2 separate regions of the Homo sapiens genome follow, and region 2 is linked to region 1. Evidence: read pairs that join two places in POLR2A ChIA-PET (ENCODE). Cell type or tissue: PC-9. All regions are shown on one strand.

What was found. ChIA-PET counts read pairs that join two places held together with the same protein. Peaks named below come from ENCODE experiments on the same cell type or tissue, not always from the same donor. Only the 100,000 strongest peaks of a DNase experiment are listed, where the experiment ranks them.
Region 2: POLR2A ChIA-PET joins it to region 1 with 9 read pairs; 2 of 35 experiments call an interaction of 5 or more read pairs at or near these places.

Annotation. Positions count from the first base shown.
Region 1 is chr22:40,171,526-40,174,025 of GRCh38, forward strand. It overlaps a transcript of TNRC6B not described here. Among named protein-coding and RNA genes, the nearest start is that of TNRC6B, 5.1 kb to the right of the region's middle. In PC-9, no CTCF peak of the experiment used is centred here; no DNase peak of the experiment used is centred here.
Region 2 is chr22:41,843,225-41,845,724 of GRCh38, forward strand. The region is part of intron 1 of SREBF2 (sterol regulatory element binding transcription factor 2); the gene reads left to right. Among named protein-coding and RNA genes, the nearest start is that of SREBF2-AS1, 9.8 kb to the left of the region's middle. In PC-9, no CTCF peak of the experiment used is centred here; a DNase peak (open chromatin) is centred at 1,487; H3K4me3 peaks cover 995 bases; H3K27ac peaks cover 2,481 bases.

The DNA.
Region 1 (2,500 bases):
TAATTTTTGTGGTCAAAATTTTTTGTTTGTATTTTGAACTTGTATTTTTTTTTAGATCCCAAACATTTTTCTAAGTCTCTGAAAAGCTTATGGACCCTAGGCATTCAGTGGAAAGCAACTAATGGATAAAATGGCGCTGTTTTCTTTTCCTGCTGAAAACTCTTTTGTGACTTTCCACTATTCCAAAAGTGAAATATTTACTGTGGACTGAAGAACTTAGTATGATCTAGCTCTTCCTACCTCTTGAGATTCATTTCATGCCTCTATCCCCTGCTCCCAGGTCCTAGCCTCCTGATCATTTCTCTTGTTTATTGACCACTCAAACATTTGCTTTTCTTTCTCTTTTCTTTTTTTTGATGGAGTACCTCTCTGTTGCCCAGGCTGGAGTGCAGTAGCACCATTTCAGCTCACTGCAGCCTCCGCCTCCTGGGTTCAGGTGATTCTCGCACCTCAGCCTTCCAAGTAGCTGGGATTACAGGCACACCACCATGCCCAGCTAATTTTTTTTTAATTTTTATTTTTTTGGTATTTTTAGTAGAGATGGGGGTTTCACCATGTTGGCCAGGCTGGCCTCGAACTCCTGACCTCAAGAGATCCGCCTGCCTTAGCCTCCCAAAGTTCTGGGATTACAGGCATGAGCCACCATGCCCGGCCTAAACATCTGCTTTTCAACTCAGCTTAAATGTTGCTCCTGAGAAAAGCCTTCCCTGTGCACCTTATCTAAAGTGAGCCTCTCTCAGTTATTCTATATCCTGTCAAACTGCTTATTCCCTTCTCAGTGAGTTCCTTCTCCTATGAGGATGTCAGCTCCATATAGACGAGAACCTTCTGCTTCACTGCTGCATCCCTAGCACTTAGCACAGAGTCTGATAGGGAAAGTACTTAGTACATATTTATTGAACAAATGAAGATTAATGTTAGTAGCTAGTTTAACTGTCCCTGTATCGTTGTAATTTAACCATCCTTGTATTGTTGGTGTAGTGTTGTTGGTGTAAAGCCTATGTGGTCATAATGAATTATTCTCTTAAAACTACTCAGTTCTGTCTGATAATATTTTACTTAGTATTTTTGCATCTGTCTTCACAAGTGAACATTAGTTTAGTTTTATTTTTTGTACCATCTTAGTCTAAATTCATATCAAGAATATGTTATCCTCATGGAAGAAAGTAGGAAGCTTTTCCTTTTATCCTTACACCTCCTGGAACAGTAAGGATAACGTGGAAATTATCTGTTCAATAAGAGTTAGATAGCATTCACCTAGAAAATTGGGCTTGCTGTTGTCTTAGTGGCTCATTCTTTGAAGATCTTAGAGATTTCTGCTCTGGGTTGTTGTTCCCCTAATTTTTCTTGAGTTGATTTTGGTAACTTCTGTTTTCTTTGACTATCATCCATCTTATTTAATCTTCAAGTTTATTTATGTAAAGTTACATATAATTCTAGCATGAGTTAAAAGATTTTCTCTAAATCTGCAGTTATGATATCCTCTTTCTCAGCCCTAATGTTTGTGACTTCTCTCTTTCAATTGATCAGATTTTTGACAGAATTATCTACATTTATTTAGTGTTTTAAAACAAAATATAGTTTTTGGTTTTGTTTTTTGGTTTTTTTTTGAGATGGAGTCTCGCTCTACTGGTGATCTCCGCTCACTGCAACCTCCACCTCGCGGATTCAAGCAATTCTCCTGCCTCAGGTTCCCGAGTAGCTGGGACTACAGGTGCGTGCCACCACGCCCGGCTAATTTTTGTATTTGTAGTAGAGACGGGGTTTCACCATGTTGACCAGGATGGTCTTGATCACTTGACCTCGTGATCCACCCTCGGCCTCCCAAAGTACTGGAATTACAGGTGTGAGCCATCACGCCTGGCCTAGTTTTTGTTTTTATTAATTCAGTTTACTCTTTTTTTTTTTTTTTGGCTGTTACTTTATATCTGTGCCAAAAACAACAAAACAGATATATATATAATCTGTCACCAAGGCTGGAGTACAGTGGCGTGATCTCAGCTCAGCCTCCGGAGTAGCTAGGACCACAGGCATACCCCACCAAGCCTGGCTGACTTTTTTTATTTTTTTGTAGAGGCGAGATCTCACTATGTTTGTTGCCCAGTCTCAAACTCTTGGGCTCAAGTAAACCTCTAACTTTGGCCTCCCAAAGTGCTGGGATTACAGGCATGAGTCAACACCATGGCCAGCCTTGCTTTTATATTTATTCATTTTTGGGGTTTATTAACTCTTTTTCTAGATTTTTGAACATATATATATATATATATATTTTTTTTTTTTTTTTTTTTTTTTTTTTGAGACAGAATCTCATTCTGTTGTCCAGGCTGGGGTGCAGTGGCATGATCTTAGCTCACTGCAACCACCATCTCCCAGGTTCAAGTAATTGTCCTGCCTTAGCCTCCCAAGTAGCTGGGATTACCAGCAGGTACCACCATGCCCAGCTAAATTTTGTATTTTGAGTTGGGTTTTCACCATGTTGGCCAGGCTGGTCTTGAACTCC
Region 2 (2,500 bases), 1.7 Mb after region 1:
TGTTCTTTATTAGTTATTGACTGTTTCCGTAGTCACCTCTACTTTTTGATCGTTCACCAGGTTTTGAAATCACTGTGTAGGCAGCACCCACTATGCAGTTCAAAACTTTATGTAGGCCTGTTTTGTACTGGGCTCCAGGTTCAGTGCTGGCAAATAAACAAGTTCCTTGTTCTCACAGAATGTGTATGGCCTTGGGTGCCAGGCACCGTTCCATGCCTTAACCTACATTCGTCTCATAATACGTTTTTGCATGCAATCTTTTCTTCAATTCTGTGGTATGCTGCAGGTGAAGAAACTGAGGCATAGATCACGTAGCTTGTAAGTGATGGAACAGTGGCCTAAATCCAACATGTGCAACTTTAGAACCCATGTATTTTTCCTCTGTCCCATGCCCTGTCTGATGTAAGCAGGCTTCTAAGTTGCAAATACCAGGTGGTGTGGTGTGCTTTGAAGCTATTTATTCAACATGTGTTTATCAAGAAGTGTCTGTCCAGGCGCAGTAGCTCATACCTGTAATCCTAGCACTTTGGGAGGCCAAGATGAGAGGATCCCTTGAGCCCAGGAGTTTGAGACTAGCCTGGGCAACATACCTGGACAACATAGTGAGACCCCATTTCTGTAAAAAAAAAAAAAATACAAAAATTAGCCAGGCTTGGTGGCACCAGCCTGTAGTCCCAACTACTTGGGAGGCTGAGGTGGGAGGATCACTTGAGCCTAAGAGGCTGAAGATACAGTGAGTCAAGATCACACCACTGCACTTCAGCCTCGTCAACAGAGCGAGACCCTGTCTCAAAAAAAAAAAAATACATACACACACACACACACACACACACACACACACGTATATGTATATATATTTTTTAAATTAAGAAAAAATGTCTGCTCTATGCTGGACACTTAAAGTGACTTCCCCTGGGTCCTAGGGTACTTTCTGAGCCTTAATTTCCTCTGTAAGGTGGGGGTTGGGTACCTTAGCTCACTTAGTTCTTGCAGCACCTATGATGTAGCTAAGGTACAAAAAAGGAAGAGGACAGGACCTAACCTCTTTTGGCTCTATTTAAAAATGAATGAGGAACTGAATGAACTTCAGTTTGCACATTGATGTAGGACTAGGGGACCTGTTTTTAGAATATGTTTGGAAATGTTTATTTTTTCCTTTTGAAATGGCTTTTGTAGGTGTGGTAGTGGGACACAGAGGAGCAGTCACAGAGTGTGGTGCAAGTGACCACAAAATTAAGGGTTAAACTTTGTTGACATGATGGAATTTTTTAGAGTAGCAGAATCCCAGAGCCTGTGCCTTAAGGTAAGGCTCCCTGGGGAACTTTGTTTAGAAATGAATCCTAAACTATCGAAGGGCTTGCAAACTAGAAAATTTCTGCATATCTCAGGCCTTGAGAATTGCTAATGGATATGTATCTAAATGTCCCTTACAAGCTTGCTCCTCCACGTGGCCCTGTGGAACAGGTCTGTTGGGTTCAGGATCTAGTTTGGAACAGTGATGAAATTTCGAGCTGCTGAACCAGATATGGAACTGCTTTGCTAACCTGGTGTCTGCCCAGCTTAAGCCCCCTCCATCCCACAGCTGTGAAAGGAAATCATGCTTCTTCCCAAGTGCTAACATTCCTGTGAGGCCTTACACTTTACCCAAGTCCTCCTGATACATTTGTCTTCCTAATAAGTGCTATAAAATTGAGGCTTGATTTCCACCCCCACCCCCCACCCCCACAAGAGTCCTGCTCTGTCGCCCAGGCTAGGGTGCAGTGGCACGATCTCTGCTCACTGCGACCTCTGCCTCCTGGGTTCAAGCAATTCTCCTGTCTCCTGTAATCCCGAGTAGCTGGGATTACAGGTGTGTGCCACTATGCCAGGCTAATTTTTGTATTTTTAGTAAAGATGAGGTTTCAACATGTTGGCCATGCTGGTCTTGAACTCCTTACCTCGTGATCCACCTGCCTTGGCCTCCCAAAGTGCTGCGATTACAGGTGTGAGCCACTGCGCCTGCCCATGGCTTGATTTTTATGCCCATTTTCCATGGACATAGATGAAGGCACTGAGACAGAGAAATTAGATGATTTGCCAATGCTTCCTATGCTGATGACGGGGAATGAACTTGGATTTTCTGATGTGGGATTCCATATTCTTCGCTGTCCTATGAAAATGAGGTGGGAGATGCCTTGATTCAGGAAGCCTGTCTGTCTAGGAGCCCCTTCTCTGGTCAAAAGTTGTTTTTAAAAAATCCTTGCTGCATTTCAACGTGAATGAGTATCCACTGTATTCATAGCACAGTGCTAGAAGCTGTTAGAGTTGAATGAAATGGCCTCTGCTTTCAGGGAGCTAACATGTAAACATCCAGTCATAATACATGGGAAAATACAACAGAGGCTATAACAGAGGAACAACTCTAAATCTTTGGAGGACTGAGGAAGGGAATTAGAAAAATCTTCACAAGGACTTTGGCATTTGGGCTGAATTGTGAAGGGTGAGTAAATAGGATTTTAGA